Linked DNA regions of Homo sapiens: region 1 is linked to region 2. A link is an interaction called in ENCODE POLR2A ChIA-PET data of the cell type or tissue named here. Cell type or tissue: CD4-positive, alpha-beta T cell. All regions are shown on one strand. Links, peaks and the distances in the headings refer to the core of each region. The heading gives the core; the rest is flanking DNA.

Evidence for each region. Peaks named below come from ENCODE experiments on the same cell type or tissue, not always from the same donor. Only the 100,000 strongest peaks of a DNase experiment are listed, where the experiment ranks them.
Region 1: POLR2A ChIA-PET joins it to region 2 with 33 read pairs; 16 of 35 experiments call an interaction of 5 or more read pairs at or near these places.

Annotation. Positions count from the first base shown.
Region 1 is chr14:91,396,819-91,408,717 of GRCh38, forward strand. It overlaps CCDC88C (coiled-coil domain containing 88C), which reads right to left. Exons shown (of 30, transcript NM_001080414.4): 3 at 11,841-11,899. It overlaps LOC105370624 (a long non-coding RNA gene), which reads right to left and starts at 3,381. Exons shown (of 2, transcript XR_944148.3): 1 at 3,321-3,381. RefSeq lists enhancers at 1,510-1,579, 1,673-2,304, 2,946-3,005, 3,366-3,725, 3,566-4,195. In CD4-positive, alpha-beta T cell, for the core only: no CTCF peak of the experiment used is centred there; DNase peaks (open chromatin) are centred at 833, 2,033, 3,173, 3,393 and 1 weaker place; H3K4me3 peaks cover 5,019 bases; H3K27ac peaks cover 7,347 bases.
Region 2 is chr14:91,345,497-91,353,496 of GRCh38, forward strand. The region is part of intron 4 of CCDC88C (coiled-coil domain containing 88C); the gene reads right to left. Among named protein-coding and RNA genes, the nearest start is that of CCDC88C, 68 kb to the right of the region's middle. RefSeq lists enhancers at 3,766-3,845, 5,223-5,272, 5,393-5,442, 6,969-7,940. In CD4-positive, alpha-beta T cell, for the core only: no CTCF peak of the experiment used is centred there; DNase peaks (open chromatin) are centred at 3,645, 4,125, 5,625, 6,773 and 1 weaker place; H3K4me3 peaks cover 2,558 bases; H3K27ac peaks cover 5,249 bases.

The DNA.
Region 1 (11,899 bases), core at 1-8,000, 51 kb after region 2:
ACTCTGTCTCTACAAAAAATCAGAAACATAAATTAGCCAGAAGTGGTGGTGCATGCTGGTAGTCCCAGCTACTCGGGGGGCTGAGGCAGGAGGATTGCTTGAGCCTGGCAGGTCAAGGTCGAGGCTGCAGTAAGCCGTGATCGCACCACTGCACTCCAGCCTGGGCTACACAGAGCAAGACCCTGTCACCAAAAAAAAAAGAAAGAAAGAAAAAAACTTGAGCAAACGGTGAAAAAATCAATACTTGACATGGTAAGATAACCTGTATCAGAAACATGATTCTGGAACAAACACCAATAGGGGAGGGAGAGGGGCCTGGGGGAAGTCCCGATGTGTCAATGTCCAGAGGTGGGCAGGTCTCCAAGCAGACCCTGTGAGGCTGCATGTTCTGAGCATCTGGGCTCGGTGCTGTGCCCAACAGGCCCAGGCAAGGGGACAGCCACAGGGGCCTGGGTGGCATCCCCAACACCAGGAGTGAAAGCAAGACTCCTGAGCCAAACCTCCTTCCCGCAAAGGCTGAGGAAATGATGGCCGCTCCTGAAACAGGAGAAAAGCCCCAGCAAATCAAGGTCTTGACTCAAGTCCTAGAGAAGGAAGCCTCAGAGAACAGAAAGACTGTGTACACACACACACTCACACACACTCTCACACTCACACACTCTCACACTCATACTCACACACACACATTCTCTCCATCTCCTTGCCCTGGCTGAACTCCAACTCTGCTAATTACATCAAACCCACCTTTCGCCCTCTGCAACACCTGCAATTAACCCTGAATCTCTGCTTCCTGCCGCTCTGGGGTGAGGGGTGAAGTCTGAGGCCAGCTGCTCCCTGTTCCACCCTCCGCCCAACCCCGGAAGTTTCAGAGGTGCCTGAAGCAACCCGGTCCCTTCCTCTGGGCTCCAGGCTGGTGTGAAGCCGGGTTATCACGGGAGCCCACACTCCCAGCTGGGGGGCACACCACACGCAGCACCCCCACCCCACTGCGGGTGCAGATCCTGACTGGCCCTGCCAGCCTTTACAGGACAGCACGTCCACCTGCAGCAAGTTACCTCCCTACATGATTCTAGAAAGCCTGGCTTTTAGAAAGAAGCTTCTCCAAGCAGCTGATGATGAAGAAAACTTGCAGCTTTCCGGGGCTGTTTCCTGATCTTGCTCCATGAGCCTTGGTTTCCTAATCTATCGAATGGAGACAGTAATTTCTTCTTTATAATACCGAAGTAACAGTGAAAAATGACGAGGCTCTAAAGCCCCCAGCATGGGCACTCAGTAAAGGTTAAGCTCCCTCCCATTCATCTCTCAGCCTTTTGATTTGGGCACAGATCTGAGTCCCACAGTTCCTCGCTGCTATCTGATATGCCTGGACAGCATTTCTTCTGACAACAAAAAGGAGAGAAAAGAAAGGAAAACAAGTCCAACTGGCACTCTAACAGCTTACAGAAACCAAATCTGCCTCCCAAGAGGTTTGGGCGTTCAGCACACCACCAGGTCCTCAGCCCGTTTGCTTCACCCCTGGCCAACAGTTGAACCACTGAGCTTGTAACACCAACACTGGCTGGCATGGTGGCTCACGCCTGTAACCCCAACACCTTGGGAGGCCAAGGCAGGAGGATCGCTTGAGCCCAGGAGTTTGAGTAGCCTGGCCAACACAGTGAGACCCCATCTCTACAAAAAATACAAAAATAATTAGCTGGGCATGGTGGTGCACACCTGTAGTCCCAGCTACTTGGTAGATTGAGGCTGGAGGATTGCTTGAGCCCAGGAGTTTGAGGTTACAATGAGCTATGATCGCGCCACTGCACTCCAGCATGGGTGACAGAGTGAGACCCTGTCTCAAAAATAAATAAATAAAAAGGTAAAATAAATAATTGAAAGAAATACAAGCAGCAGGAGCCAGCAGGACAGGGAGCACCACAGGCTGGGAGTGCAGGCCTTTTGTTAAGTGTGGAAAGGGTGATTCTAGTGGCCCTGAGAGCTGCAGCCCTCTTGTCTGGCTGATCAGGAAGCTACTGCCAGCAGCCTGCAGCCCTGGGGGCGCACAGGTCTGCTGCAGAGCATGGCTTTCCTCGGCCCAGACGGCTGTTCCTGCTCCTCTAGGGTGCTTGCTCCAGGTGGGCACTGAGCCGCCCACAGCTGAGTGGTCTCCTGGGCCTCGGGCAGCCCTGTGTGCTGGTGCCCTCTCTCCTCAGGGGTTCTCCTCTCTGCGGACCACTCTCCCTCTGGTCCTCCCACTTGGGGGACTCCTCACTGTCATCTTGGGGAGTCCCATGTGCTCTGCCCAGCCCTAACCCTGGGGCCTGCTCCCACCTCCTTGGCCATGGGCAGTTCTCATTCTCCATGCCTGCTTGTGACTCTTGAGCCAACCTCCCCATGGCTCCCATCTGCATTCCCAGCCAGGAACGCTCAGATCCACCTGACCGACACCAGTGACACCAAGCTGGCTTGCTCCCCACTAAGCCCACTTCTCCTCACCCAGAGCCCCAGGCCCACCCAGAGAACAGCACCAACGCCCCAACCCCAAGTCACACCAGGAACCCACGGACCCCTCAGCCCTGGATTCCCACATCTGGGCTGGATCCCCATAGAGTCTCCTAGAGCTCGTCCTTCTCTCTGCTGCCGTGGCCACAGTCCAGGGCCCTGCCACCTGCCAACCCCTCCCAACACCTGTGCATTCTCCAAATGGGAGCAGGAGTTTTCTTTCCTAAGCTCTCTCTTTTAGAAGTTCAGGTTCCTAGGCCAGGCTCAGTGGCTCACGCCTGTAATCCCAGCACTTTGGGAGGCCGAGGCAGGTGGATCATCTGAGGTCAGGAGTTCAAGACCAGCCTGGCCAACACGGTGAAACCCCGTCTCTACTAAAAATACAAAAAATGTGCCAGGCATGATGGCAGGTGCCTGTAATCCCAGCTACTCAGGAGGCTGAGGCAGGAGAATCATGTGAACCCAGGAGGCAGAGGTTGCAGTGAGCCGAGATCGCGCCACTGCACTCCAGCCTGGGCGACAGAGTGAGACTCCCTCTCAAAAAAAAAAAAAAAAAAGAAGAAGAAGAAGAAGTAGTTGAGATCCCTAAGCACCTAAGCACAGCCTGGAGCCTCACCCCCATACCCGCAAGAGACGCCCCAACCTTCAGGCTGCTTTATGTCTCCAAAGCTCTGCAGGTGCCGCTCTTCCCCAGAGGACACCCCTTCCCTGCCAGTCAACCCCACCAGCCGCAGGCAGACATTTCCCCCGAGAAAGCTCTCCAGGATCCCTGCTCCCCAGGCCTGTGTCTGGCCATATCCCATGTCCTGCGTACACAGGTGTTATTGCAGCTGATTTACCTGGCCACTCTCCCACCCCACAAAACGTGAGCATCTCGGGCATGGAGAGGACAAGAAAGAGAAACAGAAAGAGGAAGAGCCGGTAACCTGTCAAGTCCCACCCACCTGGGGGCCACCAGAGCTTCCACATCCTGCATTTCCTTCTTCTATTATACAAGCTCTAGCTAGGGAATGGGGATCGGGAGGAGGACGGGGGACCCCCCGCAGACCATTGCCCTCCTCAGGCACATCTCCCAGCAGTCTGGAGGGTTCGCTCTTGAATTCTGAACGGACTGCAAACCTTCACATGGAAGCTGACTGTGACCTCCGGATGGTTGGGTCCACAAAAGCTCCCGCTGCCGACATGGGGACAGAGCCCAGGCCAGAGCTGGACTCCCGGCCACAGCCAGGCCCTGCCCCTAATGGCTGCCTTGTTCTCTAACCCCACTACGATTCCCTCAGGCAGTCCTGCTGGAGAGATCCCCAAAAGGCACTCAAGATCCTCCAACAAAAACGAAGTCCACCCAGACATTGCAAACACAACCTCAGGACCTCACCGCCTGGCAGGGACTCGAGAATCTTCAGCATGCAATAGCAATTTGTTAAAATAGCTGCATTTTAACCAACACAATCACAAAGGGTGAAGAACACAAATGGGTAACTGACCAAAGAAAAAGGAAAAAACCTATAAATAAGGCTATTTTGGCAGTAAGTAGCAAAAATTCTCAAAGTATTCATGTCCTTTGACCTAGGAACTCCCTGCTAAGGAAATAAGAACATTTGTTGAATGACTTATGTACCAAGTATGTTCACAGTGGTATGGTTTATAATTCTGAGACAATGATAGTAGTTACACCCACACGATAAAATGTTACACAGACACCAAAATTCATATTATGAAAGAGTATTTAATGGCAGGGAAAAGCTTTCTCACTGCCTGGTAAATGAAAAAAAGGCAGGTTACAAACAGTATAATGATACGAGCCACACTTTAGAAACACACACACACAAAGCAAGCACAAGTACCAAAATGCTGGCAGTGGTATACCTAGGTGTTGAGATAACAGGTGAACTTAAGTTTCTTTCTACTTCCTAATCCATAGTAAGAATATATATATTTATATATTATATATTATATAATATATACATTATATATATTATATATTATATACATTATATATTATAATGTATATATTTATTATATATTACATATATTATATATATATATATTTTTTGAGACGGAGCCTTACTCTGTCGCGCAGGCTGGAGTGTAGCGGCACGATCTTGGCTCACCGCAACCTCTGCCTCCCAGGATCACGCCATTCTCCTGCCTCAACCTCCTGAGTAGCTGGGACTACAGTCGCCCACCACCACACCAGGCTAATTTTTTTGTATTTTTAGTAGAGACAGGGTTTCACCATGTTAGCCAGGATGGTCTCTATCTCCTGACCTCATGATCCGTCTGCCTTGGCCTCCCAAAGTGCTGGGATTACAGGCGTGAGCCACCGCACCTGGCCAGAAAATATTTTTATAATCAAAAATGTTATTTTTAATTTCCTCACAATGTGGACATGAGCTACAAAATAAAAAATGTGGCCCTCCTCTTTAACCTTTGAAGTCAAAAGTGGAGAAACTAATGTCTCCTCTGCAAATTCTGTACAACGTATTATTACTCCTAAAGCAAATGCCTCTTGTACCAGTAGCCATTGCCTGAGTGGACTCTAAGTTCCCTTGAATCCTGTCCCTGCCCATCAAAGCAGTTAAGTGGACTAAACCCTCTAGACCACACAAATGAAACACAGCCACAAGTTTAACGTGTTCTTTCCACCAACAATGTCAAATGGACATTTCCTTCTATTCTCGCTTTTGACAAAAGATTTTCCATGGTGGATCATGCCTGTAATCCCAGCACTTTGAGAGGGTGAGGCGGGAGGATTGCTTGAGCCCAGGAGTTTGAGACCAGCCTGGTCAACTTAGCGAGACCTTGCTTCTACTAAAAATAAAAAAAAGTAGCCAGACGTGGTGGCGCACACCTGTGATCCCAGCTACTCAGGAGGCTGAGGTGGGAGAACTGCTTGAGCCTGAGAGGTTGAGACTGCAGTGAGCTATGATCATACCACTGCACTTTGGCCTGGGAAACCGAGCAAGACTGTCTCAAACAGCAACAACAACAACAACAAAAAAACACAAATTAAAAGACTTTCCTTCTTCAAACAAAATGTCCACATTTCTTAAAGATAATCCTAATTTTTAGTAAACAGAGCATGCTTATCTAATACAACTACCACAGAGGCTGACATCTCAGAAACAAGGCTGAGCAGAGGAAGAAGTTACAGGCAGTGTGCTGCCGTTTATGGAAGTCTCGAAGAAAGATCACACAAAGCTGTGTGTGTGTGTACACAAGTGTGTATAGTGTGCACACACGCATATATATACAACACACACACATAAACACAGCAAGCGGATAAAAGTGTTAAGTAGATACCACCCAATTAATGAGAGGTGTTAACCCCAGGAAGGGAGAGGACAACAGGGCTTAGTAGTGGCTGCTGGGAACGTCTATCTCAAGAGAAAATTTTTATTTCTTAAAAAAGGAAAAGGTCTCAAGCAAATATGGAAAAATAGAACCGTATGTTCATATTTATTTTGAACGACAGGTATGTGAGTGTTCGTTATGACCACTTGTACTGTTTTATTTTTAATTCTTCAAAACAATAAAGGAAAAAGAAAAGGGCTGGGAGAAGCTAAGGCACCCGGGCTGTATTTATTCTGCTGTTTCACTTGAGATAAGGAACCTTCTGGCCTTGTGCCCATGCTAGAGGCCAGAAGTCAGAGAGCCGAGCTCAAGGAACCCAGAAAGCTAAACTTCCTTGAGCTGATCGTAAACTCTAAATCTCCTCTAAATCTCGCAGTTTCTGGTCACCATGCAACTGTAGCATTTCAGGCCCACCCCCTTTTGCTTGAAGGAGGGCACTCAGGAGGCTCAGAGAAGGAGAGCAGCCCGCCCAGAGAGACGGCGGGACCCCAGCCTTGCTGCCTCTGCACCTGGCGAGGAGAGGCGCATGAAGAAACAGCAAATTCCTCATTTCAGAGTGAATCCAATGGGTAAGTCCCCACATCCATCCAAGGGTCCCGATCTCACTGGATGAGATATCCACGTGTGGACTCGATGACAAAGACATACGTCTCCAACAACACACAGGGAATGTATCCAGGCCACCATCTGAAGTGCTTCCCGCCATACAAAGCCAAAGAAACCTCAGAAACTTCACATGACAATGAGGCCCTTTCCAGACAAGGCGCCGGACTGAAGGTGTCCAGGGCAGGGAATGGGGATGGGATGCCAGGCACAACCCCAGAGCACAGACAGGCCAGCCACTGCTGCACAGGGCGGACTTCTGCTGGAACAGCCTCACTTTCAGCCTGACTCCACTATCTGCATTTAATGTAAACATTCAAGGCTCTTAATGAAAAAAGTGAACCATTACATAAATCCAAAATTTAATTTTAACAAAAGCCAGGCCAGACGCCGTGAGCCTTACAGGCTCGTGCCTATAAGCCCAGCACTTTGGGTGGCCAAGGCAGGAGGACTGCTTGAGCTCCCAAGTTTGAGACCAGCCTGGCCAACATAGTGAAACCCTGTCTCTACTAAAAATACAAAAAGTAGCCAGGCGTGGTGGTGCCCACTGGTGGTCCCAGCTACTCGGGAGGCTGAGGTAGGAGGATCGCCTGAGCCCAGTGGAGGGGGAGGTTGCAGTGAGCTAAGACTATACCACTGCACTCTAGCCTGGGCGACAGAGAGAGACCCTATCTCAAAAAATTAAATTAAATTTTTAAAATGCCAGATGAAAAGGAGGTTGGCTGTTGAATGAGTAAAACAAGCATCGGAGGACACAGGGTAAACCTGGCCAGCCAGGCTGAGGCAGCGTGGGGCTCTGGCCCAGCCTTGCCTGTCCTCCAGGCTGCTCAGCAGATATCCCATTTGAGGGTGCTGTCCTAAAGCCGGTGTCCCCACATTGGACAGGCCAGCCTTTTCTTCTCCAAAATGCAGAGACTGACCCAGGTGCTCTCTCTCCAAGGCTTTGTCCTACTCTGGCTTTCTCTGCCCCTTCTCAGCTACCCCCTCAACACCCCCTGCTCCCTCTGGTAACCGCATCCTCTCCTTCCCCTCCTCCAGTCTGAGACCCTGCCTTCCTGTCCTGGGGCGGTGAGACGTGAATCTGGTGTATGTGATGGAGAAGGGTCACCTGGTGAGGACTGAGCTCCTTCTACCCAGGAGATTCAGCTCAACGTGACTCTTCTAGAAATCACCAGAAATGTTCTAACCCATTGGTTCCAGTGGTTCCCATGGGCATGTGCGTCAGAATCACCTGGGGGCCTGTTAAAATACAGACTCCCAACTTACATGCAGGCCCAACAATCTGCATCTCTAACAAGCTCCCAGCGCGGCTGCAGATCTGGGGACCATCCTTTGAAGAACCACCACTCTCACCCACTGATTCTCAATCCTGTTGGAATGGTGAGACTCAAGAAGCTGGGAAATTTTTGAAAGTGCAGATTCCTTGGCTGGGCGCGGTGGCTCACGCCTGTAATCCCAGCACTTTGGGAGGCTGAGGCGGGTGGATCATGAAGTCAGGAGATCGAGACCATCCTGGCTAACACGGTGAAAACCCGTCTCTACTAAAAATACAAAAAAAATTAGCCAGGAGTGGTGGCAGGTGCCTGTAGTCCCAGCTACTCGGGAGGCTGAGGCAGGAGAATGGCATGAACCCGGGAGGCAGAGCTTGCAGTGAGCCGAGATCACGCCACTGCACTCCAGGCTGGGCGACAGAGCGAGACTCCATCTCAAAAAAAAAAAAAAGAGAAAAGAAAATGCAGATTCCAGGGCCCCAATCCCAGAAGAGTCCAATGCAGTAAGCCAGGAAGGCGGAGAATCTGCCTTAGACCCCGGTGGTGGGATAGGATCTCAGCCACACTGGTTTCCACCCACTTGCTGACCTATGCCCTGCTCAGGAAAAGGTCAAGGACCCTTTGCCTCCCCAGGTTCTCAGAGGTCAACTTGAGCATCCTAGCGACACGGCCCACGCTCTTTAGGAAAGGCCTGGCCTTCCAGACTGTCACTGCTCCAGTGTGCCGCAGAGAAGAAGGGGACAGTTAGGGGCACAGAGCCATCTCCTGGCAAACAAAACCCAGAGCCAGAATGCGCGACCTTGATGTGTCTACCAAAAAGCCACAGGTGAGAGGGAGGCCCGCCCACGCAGCACCCCAGTCAGAGTAAGGAACAAGGTTTGTCCCACTTCATTCCAAGCCCTCAGGACCTTCGGGGCTACTTTCCCAAGAAGAGGCCGGGCGGCAGCTTTACGGAAATGTTCTGGAATACCCCTTTACTATAATAACCGGTTATGTTTGTGCTATAATGTTAGGTGGGAGGGAAAAAAGGCAGGATACGCAATTGTATATATGGCAACAACCACAATGGCATAAAACAAAAACTATTCACTCAAGAACTGAAAGGAAATACTACAAACGTTAACGGCGATTGTCTCTGGGTGCTGGGCTGATGGGTGGGTCTTTTCTCTTGCTACTTGTCTGTTTTCTAAGCTGTTTACAAAGAGCACGTACAGTATGACCTATATAACAAAAACTTTATTTTGTTATAAATTGGAAGGAAAAAAAACACACAGCAGAACACCGTCCACATGGAATGTGTCAGCCCTGAACACAAGCGTCCTGTCAGCTTCCTTCAAGAGGGCAGGACTGAGACGCAGTGACCACTCCCTGGTCAGCAGCAAGTACTGTCAGCATACACTGACTGACCATTTGCTCTGAGCTGGGCCGAGACTGCCAGCGCACACCAGCCCAGTCCTCCAAGAGCTCCCAGCACAAAAGGAGGGAGAGCAGGGATGCAGGGTCCTCTTTCCATCTGGAAGTCCTTCTGGACCCTGAGGGTGGGCTGGCCATCTTTTACTTTGTGTGGCCACTTCCCATCTTCTGGAACTCTGCACAGTACCCCAAGAACAGCAAACTGCTTCTCAAACCCACACAGTCTCAAGTGAGTGTCAAGTCCATTTTGCCCGGCCCAGAGCTGGATGGACCCTCAGAGTGGCTGGTCACCAACAGCAGAAGTCCTCCTGGACTGGCAGGGCCAGAGGATGGCATTTCTATGGCCAAACAGCTTGCAGCAAGAGCCTCACTGCCCCATGCTACTCACAAAGACCTTCAGAAACCTCACCTCCATTTGAGACCTTCATCAATCCAAGCTCACCCAAGAGCTCACAGTGCAGGAGGAGGGAGGACAGGGATGCAGACACCTGCCCAGTGCTATACCACTGGCTCTGGCCAGCCCTGCCCATTCCCTCCCATGACCCTCCAAACTGGAAACTCAGTTGCCCACTGAAACTCCACTCAGGTATCACCTCCTCCAAGAAGACTTCCCCAACTGCCCGCACGCAGGCTGGGTTAGGGGGTCTTGCCTCTTGAACTTTCAGCACTATGTGCTTCCCCTAGCACTCAGCACAGAGTCCTGAAAGCACTTGCCTGTCACGAATGGCACCTGCAGACAGGGCCCATGCCCTGCGTATCTGCTGAGCAGCCGGCACAGCCACCAGGCCCTCATCACAGATGCCCAGGTCATTGACAGCACCATTGCCTTTACCCCACTGCCCCTGTGCATGGCTGTCGCGAGGGAGACGCCAGCAGAAATGCCCCTGCCTATAGCATACACCATGCTGAGTGTGGCTCCCCTTCAAATCCCCAGAGCCAACTCTCACAGGCTCCCACACCAGCCCTCCAGGCCTCTCCCTGACCCTCGGCCCCCACCTCAGACATCTGGAACTAAAGGGATGGGGCTGGTTCTAAGCTTCCCAGATGCAATGTCCAGAGAGCCCATAGTGCCCCTCTCCCAATGGTCTCTGGACTGAGCACAGATGGCTCACTGAACTGGCCCACACAGGCAAACTACGCCAGCCCCCCCCACCCAACAGGAGGAGGACGGAAACAACCATCTCAGAAAACCCAGGCCATTGTCCACTCCCTCCCTCTCACGTTCAGTTTCAAATTCATGTTGAAACAGAAGCAACCACAGCCCTCAACAGGAACTGGGCCCAGCACAAAGCCCAATGCCACAGCACACATTCTGCCTGGCAGCCCACCCAGCAGTCCCTCAGCAGACCCCAGAACCAGCAACCACTGCACAAGGGCAGAAGGGGAGTCACGGCTGGCCAGACGGCTTCCTCATGTCAACAGAGGCCTCACAACATCCAAAGATGCTCCCGAATCCCAGAACCAAGACTAAGTTACAGCCCAGGAAGCCAAGTGCGAGGCACAGGTCCCAGGCGGAGTCTGGTCACATGTTTAGTGAAACGCTGGCGTGAATCTGGGAGGCAGTTGTTCTTGAGCAGTTCTCAATCTGTGTCCTCTGGAGTCCCGGGAACCCAGACAGATGCCCTGGAGGCCGAGGAGACAGCTGAGCACAGTGCACTGGGCTTCACCTGGGTTCTCGAGAAAAATCATATGGGGGGAACGTTTCACTGCTAAGAAAAGGTTTGAAAACCAGGGCTCCAAGGTACACAGTTTCAGTCCATTTCCATCCGTATTGGCCACACAGAGATCACTAACACCATCAAAGACTCAACTGGCCTTCCCAAGGCTGGGATGGGTTTTGGGTTTAGTTTTGTTTGTTTTTGAGATGGAGTCGTGCTCTGTCACCAGGACAGAGTACAGTGGCATGACCTTGGCTCACTGCAACCTCCACCTCCCAGGTTCAAGCGATTCTCCTGCCTCAGCCTCCTGAGTAGCTGGGACTACAGGCGTGCACCATGCCCAGCTAATTTTTGCATTTTTAGTAGAGGTGGGGTTTCATCGCGTTGGCCAGGATGGTCTTGATCTCTTGACCTCATGATCCACCCGCCTCGGCCTCCCAAAGTGCTGGGATTACAGGTGTGAGCCACCGCGCCCAGCCTGGGATATTAAAGAGCAAATCCCCATCAGGCTGGCTTGACTGTCCCATTGACCACACAGATCAGATGCGGTAAACACTTGAAAGACAGACGCTCCCTAAGCCCAGTGCTCCTGCTTGCAGCTAGAGGTGGGTTAATCACATTCTTGGTCCCATCTTCATAACCCTCCAGTGGTTCCTCCTCTCCCTCAACCCTTGAATGGCTCCTGTATAAAGAGCCACTGAGCCAGGGGCTGCGGATAACCACCTCAGGGTCACCTTCAGGAAGCCCATTCCAGCCAGTCCCCACTCAACTGCATTCTCGGGGCAGAGGCTGCAAACTGAGGCTCCTCTCTGGGACCTTCACAGCATATAGCACGATGCTACACACAGCTCAAAGAACATTCACCAAACAAAGGAAATCAACGCACCATCTCATCCTCACACATGCCCCAACAAAGGGTTCACATGAAAGCAGACCAACTGTCAACAAGTAGAGGCCTAAACATAAGCACCGTTTCCTCCCGGCCTCCTGTGGGAAAACCGTGACAGTGACGATACTGATGGACACACATCAGAATTCCCGACAGCAGAACTGCCCTTACCTGGTAGTAGGTCTTAATGTTTCTCACCAAGATGGTCAAATTCTGAATGCGAAGGTTCA
Region 2 (8,000 bases), core at 1-8,000:
TATTTCAATCTAAACAATGTTATAAAGAATATCATGGTAGCTAATTCTTTATGCATTCCCTTTTTAAGCTTTTCATATTGACAAACTGCCCTGCAGACAGGCTCTGCCATTTCACCCTGGGAAATGTGTGGTGATTCCCATTTTCCTACCCTTGATCAACATTTACCTCACCACTTTCCCAACTTTGTCAATCAGGCCAAAAATCCTGTTTCGTCATTCTGAGCTGTGTCTCTTTGATTGTGCTTGGGGCTGAATGCATCTTCACCTGTTTATCTATCTCAAACACTTAAACAGCAGCAGAACACCTGCGCCTAGACGATGGGCTTGGTCACCCAGGAACTGTGTGTCCCAGACAAGCCATACTCTGTCTCCAAGCCTCAGTTTCCACATCTATAAAATGGCCTGGGTAATGTGCAGGGTTCCCTTTCAGGTTCAAAAAAAAAAAAATCTATGTGTTCTTTTTCGTTATATCCTATTGTATTGAGGAAGAAAGGACATGCCAGAAATAGCTTTCTTCTCTTAAAAGACTTAACCAACTCACACACTGGGCTACAGTGTCCCAAAGTGTCAAAGACTGCCGGGATGAAAAAACCAAACCGCCGTCCTGAGAACCAATGCTGCGGTTCATTTCAGATCCCTGGGTATAAGTAGTGAATGAATATGCGACCTCCTCCTAAGACCCCTCAACTGAGAAATAGCTAAAATTGGCTTTCCTTGAGATAATGACATCATTGTCAAGCCTCAGAACTGGGAACTGGGGGTTCACTGAACCAGAAACACACCCCGCCCCCCAGCCTGAAGGCAGGGCAGGGAGAGACTGGTGGGTTGGACCACAGGGTCTAAGGCCACTTTCCTGCTCTGGAGGACACACCTGAGAATAAGGCTCAGCGTTGCAAAGCAATCTTCTAAGGTTAAATCCTTCTCCTGCTAGTAAGTGTAGAAATTCATCAATATTTGAAATGGAAAAATTCTCAAAATCTTAGGATTTTTTTTTTTTACTTGAGATCTTTTATTTGGCCCAAGATACTCTAATCCATAGAATAAATATCACCACAGTGACTCACTTCCCTATTAACGTGGAGCTATTCATCAGCCACTTAATTTTAGTTTCGATAAAGAGAAAAGGGGCTGGGCACAGTGGCTCATGCCTGTAATCCTAGCACTTTGGGAGGCCAAGGTGGGAGGTGAGGTCAGGAGTTCGAAACCAGCCTGGCCAACATGGTGAAACCTCGACTCTACCAAAGGTACAAAAATTAGCTGGGCGTGGTGGCACGCGTCTGTAATCCCAGCTGCTTGGGAGGTTGAGGCAGGAGAATCACTTGAACCCAGGAGGCGGAGGTTGCAGTGAGCTGAAATTGCTCCACTGCACTCCAGCCTTGGCGACAAAGGAAGACTCTGTCTCAAAAAAAGAGAGAGAAAAGGGAATGCCCACATGAGTGTTAACAAAGCCTCCAATCAGTCTTTCTGACAGTGCTTGCCGGCTCAGCCCAAGTCACCCACCTCCCCCTTTCCCTTTTGTCGGCCCACAGATCACTGGCAAGTGCTCATCACATGCCCATGCTGGATATAAGAGGCACAGACCCTTCCCAGCCGTCACTGGCTTGTCTTCCTACAATGAGACTCACTTTTTGAAAGGCCACTCACCTGGTACTGTACCCACCACAGGAGCTGAAACACTAAGAAAGCACTTAAGGGCCTGAGATCAGCCCAAACAGAAGTCAGGGTTTGCACAGAAAATCTTTATGTACTCTATTCGCAGCAAAGTCCCCAAATAAACTAATTACATCACACTGTAGAATCATTTGGACAACTCTGGTGATCCATTTCCCCAGCCCAAAGCACATTACAACAGCAAATTAAAAGGGAGGAAAGTGCTAGAGAGGCTCACTGATGGTGTTCTGAGAGCAAGGAAGAGACCAGAAACCTTGCACACACACTAGAGGGCTCAAAACTACACTCTGAGGCCGGGTGAACTCAAACAAATTTACAAGAAAAAAACAAACAACCCCATCAAAAAGTGGGTGAAGGACATGAACAGACACTTCTCAAAAGAAGACATTTATGCAGCCAAAAAACACATGAAAAAATGCTCACCATCACTGGCCATCAGAGAAATGCAAATCAAAACCACAATGAGATACCATCTCACACCAGTTAGAATGGCGATCATTAAAAAGTCAGGAAACAACAGGTGCTGGAGAGGATGTGGAGAAACAGGAACACTTTTACACTGTTGGTGGGACTGTAAACCAGTTCAACCCTTGTGGAAGTCAGTGTGGCGATTCCTCAGGGATCTAGAACTAGAAATACCATTTGACCCAGCCATCCCATTACTGGGTATATACCCAAAGGATTATAAATCATGCTGCTATAAAGACACATGCACACGTACGTTTATAGTGGCACTATTCACAATAGCAAAGACTTGGAACCAACCTAAATGTCCAACAACCATAGACTGGATAAAGAAAATGTGGCACATATACACCATGGAATACTATGCAGCCATAAAAAATGGTGAGTTTTTGAGATGGAGTCTCGCTCTGTCACCCAGGCTAGAGTGCAGTGGTGCAAGCTCAGCTCACTGCAACCTCTGCCTCCTGGGTTCAAGCGATTCTCCTGCCTCAGCCTCCCGAGTAGCTGGGATTACAGGCGCACACCACCATGCCCAGCCAATTTTTGTATTTTCATTAGAGATGGGGTTTCACCATGTTGGCCAGGCTTGTCTCAAACTCCTGACCTCAAGTGATCTGCTTGCCTTGGCCTCCCAAAGTGCTGGGATTACAGGTGTGAGCCACTGCGCCCAGCCAAGACCCTATCTCTATTAAAAAAAAAAAAAAAAAAAAATTAGCCTGGCCTGGTGGTGCACTATTTGGGAGGCTGAGGTAGGAGGATCGCCTGAGCCTGGGAGGGTGAAGCTGCAGTGAGCTTTGATTGTGCCACTGCACTGTAGCCTGGGCGACAGAGCAAGACCCTGTCTCCAAAACAAACAAATAAACAAAAAACACCACAAAAACAAACAACACTCCGAGGCTGTTTGGTGACAGAGCAAACGGTTCTACTCTCTCAGCACCCTGCAATCACACACAATGACAACCCTGAGTTCATTCATTCCCTCATTCATCCCAACACCCATTAGACATCAAGAAAACAATCTGACCCACAGCACAGGTTAGAAGAGTATGGATTCCTGTTTGCTAAGGTTTGTAACAGGAGGGAAAAAGGCTTTAAAGGTAGAGAATTAAGTTTAGAAAAATATTCATGAAAAAAATAAACTCTTTGGTGATGAACAGGTTACTAAGAAATTCACCTCTGCCCTCATTCAAATGAAGCAGAGTGATGCTTGCTCTCACCAGGCTGAGTGAATAGAAACATTTGCTTATTAACAAAAACATCCTGTGATCCCCACCCCTACAGATTCCTACAAAATTTTTTTTTAAAAAGCGCCCAGGGCGGGAAGCAGAAGTTTCCTCATTTCTCATGAGAAGCCGATGCCCAATTTCTTTCAGGATTTCAGTCATAAGAAAAACCGCTATTTCCATAAATCTACCAGATTGTGGGTTTTGAATAGTTTCAAAACACAGCAGAAGATTCCCTCCTGGGTCCTTGCCAGTAAGACTGGCTCAGTGACACAGTCAAGCAGGCCAAGATCAAACAAACCTACAGACAGCTCCCTGCCAAGTACCTACTATGTGCTGGGAGCCAAACCAGCAATCAGAAAGCTGATAAATGCTATGGGAACCCGGGAAAGGAACTTCTAATTTGCAGCAAGGCCCAGGGCAAGGACTCTAAAGGGAATAACCTTTGAGCTGAGTTCCACAGATAAGGAGGAGACAGACTTATCGGGTAGGCAAGTGTGGGCTTTCCAGGCCCAGGGAACAGCACATGCGAAGGCCAAGAGGTAAGAGAGCACGCTGCTTGTCAAAGTATAAGTGCTTTATGGTTACACTTACTCGAGCTGCTGTTCAGAGGGAGAAACGGGGGCAGGTTATAAAACGACGTGAATTTCTACACCAAAAAAGTCACAAGCAACCACTGCGGGCGGGGATCGAGAAACATCAGACCGGACACACTCCACACTTAACACAACTACACTCTGTTGAGAATAGGAGAACCCCTGGGGGAATCCCAGGACGGCCTGAGTCAATAGCTGAGTCTAAGAAAAACCTTACCTTACTACCTGCTTCCTGGAGTCTTGACACAAAGAAATTCACCCCAGCCTTTCTTAGCAGAAATGCAATGCAGGCAGGCCAACATAAGCTATATAGAAAGCTGCAGACGTTAACAGTCATAAGCTTCCAAAACAAAAGGGAAACTGCCTGATAGCACACGTTTCTAAGGGCAGAGGTGAGGATAGAAAAGTAGTTGCACAATTAAAATACACCATCCTCTAAAATGTGCATTATATCAAGGTTTGAAAATTCCCCGACTTGCTAACTCTGAGTCCATGGCAGACATGATTAGTCAATCACAGCACTTTCTGACTTAGGGTGGAACTAGGCCTCAGAATCCTTCTGAACACAGCCCTCCACAGACTACCAGTTAATGGAAGTTAACACATGGAACAAAACCTATCTTCCTTCCATGACTGGTACATAATGTGTATAGTCCTTTTTGACTCCACTCTGGTTCTTTAAGCTGTAGTCATGCACATGTTCAGAAGACACTTTTTTTTTTTTTTGGAGACAGAGTCTCACTCTGTCACCCAGGTTGGAGTGCAGTGGCACAATTTCGGCTCACTGCAAACTCCGCCTCCCGGGTTCAAGAGATTCTCCTGCCTCGGCCTCCCAAGTAGCTGGGACTACAGGCACCCACCACCACGCCTGGCTAATTTTTGTATTTTTTAGTAGAGACAGGGTTTCACCATGTTGGCCAGGCTGGTCTTGAGCTCCTGACCTCAAGTGATTCATCCGTCTTGGCCTCCCAAAGTGCCGGGATTACAGGTGTGAGCCACCATGCCCAGACAGAAGACACTTTCTGATTTCTGGATACAGGAACTAATTCTTGTTGTGTATAAACAATGACTGAGGTGTGAAGCTGGGGATTTAAGCAATGGCAGGCAAGCATCCCTTTCCCTTCCTGCCCCAAACTGCACACTCTCTGCCCTTGCTGGGGTCAAAGGCACAGTGATGTCTCTCCACAGACGAACAGGGGTCAGAGATAAAGCAGTGAAACTGATTCCTCTGTCTTGCTAACTCAGCTCCCCACAACCACAGAGGCCCAGGACCTGCAAATGACCAGCCAGGCTCAGGGTTTAACCCTCACAACCTGGAAGGACTGACCATATTCCATAGAGTAATTCTGCCCTTCCCTCCTACAGACCACCATTACTGCACCTTAATATACGGCATGCTACCATGTGACTTAATTCTAAAAGCAATCCCCCGAGGACGGCATGATGACTCCATCTCAGAAATAGAAGGATGCAGCTCAGAAAGGCTGAGTCACAGAACTAAGATCTGTCCCCGGGTCCACCACTACCTACCATCTCCTAACTTATTTATGTTTCCTTCCAAAGCAGGGAGCTATGTGGTTTCGCTTCTGATCCCGGTGGTCCCACGCAGGTTGTTTAACCAGCGTTTGCTGACTGAGTGAGGTTAACTGTTAGCATCAAGTACCTGGGTTAGAACCGCAAAGAGAGCAGTTTCAGTTTCTCTCTTCTACGGCACGTATGTGTGCTTACTTATTCTACATTCTCTTCTCTTCTGGCTTACATGCTGGTGTGAACCACTAACTGCTTTCCCTGGTTTTGTACTTAAAAACCAGTTATTTCATAAGGATGCTCACGAGGCTGTCACAGTGATTTGAAAACAGCAGTGCACTGAACACGACCCTGTTGTCTCTCCTCAGTACACGGGCACACCCCAACACTCACTCACATGGGCACGGCTCTGAGGGCCCTCCTGAGGGCTCAGCTTACAACGAGAAGAGCTGTTTATTATTATTTTAACAGTTGGGGTACTTCCTAGGCACTGCCGAGGAATACTCAAGGTGGAGAGTTCCCCGTGGGTGGGCACATGGGGATGCTCCATCATATGTGTCCCCACCCATGGGGAAGGAGGCAGGCACCTCTACGCACGGGCTCACATTCTGGGGAGCGGCCCCTGTGGAATCCTCATGTCACCACGTGCCCCCACCCCCCGGCATTAACATAACCAGGCACACATATTTATCAAACGTGGACTCTGGCAGGCGCTAAGCTGCATGCCTGTGTGGAATGGTGCAGGAGCCTCCCGGGGGCACTCTGACTAGTGGCCCTTTACTCTAGTGTCTCTCTGCTGCCCATGTCAAGTCAGTCCCACCCCCACAGATACCCCAGCACCACCACGCACAACAGACGACAGCTACCCCCAGGTCATGTAGAACACTTTGAAATATCAGCCCCTCGGAGCACCCTCACCCCAAAAATGACCTCCTACCCCACCTGCCTGCCACGCCTGCAGAAGCTGAGAGCGAATTCATTTCCCAGCACCAAACAACTGAAGACCAGAAAAGCAGAATCAGCCACAAGCCTGCAGCTTGAGACTCAAGTTTGCCCTGGGAAGGGGCGAGGAGCTAGGGCAGGCAGGGGACGCTCTGGGAAAGGGTCCCTCCCAACCACCACGTGGAAAACTCAAACATAAAGACCTTTGACAAATAGCATCTCTTCCCTCCTCCGCAGACGGCGGTGGCCACAGAGAGTAGGGCTGCTGGAAGCCATGGTGTGGCTGTTGCAGCCAGCGGCGTTCTCTGTGTGCCTGGGCCATCGCTAGGAAGTTTACTAACAAAGTCTGGTCTCCAGGCAGATCCGCGGGTGCTTGGAGGCCGGCGTGTGGGCCGCACTGTGACGCTCGGCTGGGCTTGGTGTCAGCCAAACTCTGCACCTTCCTAGGAAAGGAAAGCCTCGGCTCCTGGCTTAAGTGCCCCAGCACCGCACGTGGACTGGAGCCCTCATTTCCGGATCCAACAAGCAGCACAGAAGCAAAGAAGCAGGATAGAAACGGGGTAGTTTAAAACAGCATTTGGTTGCTTTTCTGAACCTTCTCTCTCAAGGATGAAAGAGGAAATTTTAGAACAATCAAAATGCCTGCAAGATTAGCTTTTTCTTATTTCTTCCCTCCCATTCAAACGCCCAAAACGTTTTGCAAATATGAAAATTATATATATATACACACACACATATACACTTATACACAGGATTAGAGAATTATGGCCAGGAGAAATAAAATAAAAACAACAGGGGTAGGGGAAAAGAACACAAGAATGGCTCATGAAGCCTGAGTGGCCGACCCTCAGCCTCCACACCACACGGTGAGCAGGCATGGAGCCAGGGGCAGGACTGGGAGGGCCGCAGGGCCAGGAAGACAGGGCTTTTGATTTTTAAAAGCACCATCTCTGCAGCAGGAGGACTGTTCCTCACAAGCCGGACTCTGAGCCTGTGCCTGGGTTGCCAGGATGGAGGTCAGTAAGCCTGGGGCACACCCAGCCCTCACAAGTTCCCCGGGGCCCCCGAAGGAAGGCAGGGCTGTGCCGTGTGGGCTACGAGAGAGAGGTTTCCATGGGATCTGAAAAGCACTCCAAGGACACACTGGCAGGAGAGCAAATCAATACTGAGAGGGTTAAATATTAAATTCCAAGGAGTTTCAGGAGGTCTGTTTCCTCTGGCCCATGAATCCTAAACCTCAGCTGTCACAGAAGGCCTCCTCCTTGCCCCAGGCTTGCTGATCCTCATGAGACTTCCAGCAACTTGCACTCCCCTGAGCTCGTTCCACCTAGAACACCTTTCCTCGCTTTCTCTGTCCGTGGCTTGCCCAGATATTGCCTCCTCCAGGAAGCCTTCCTGGCCTGCCCAAGCAGAACTCATCAGCCCCCTTGCACTGGCTGTGAAGCACATTCTTGCACCATCTTCTGTCCTAGAATAAATGTCGCAGGACTCTGTCTTCCCTTCCTGCCTCAACCCAGACTGGGGGCTTCCTGAGCAGAGGCGGCCTGTTCATCTCACCAGCAGAGGGGAGCTAAAG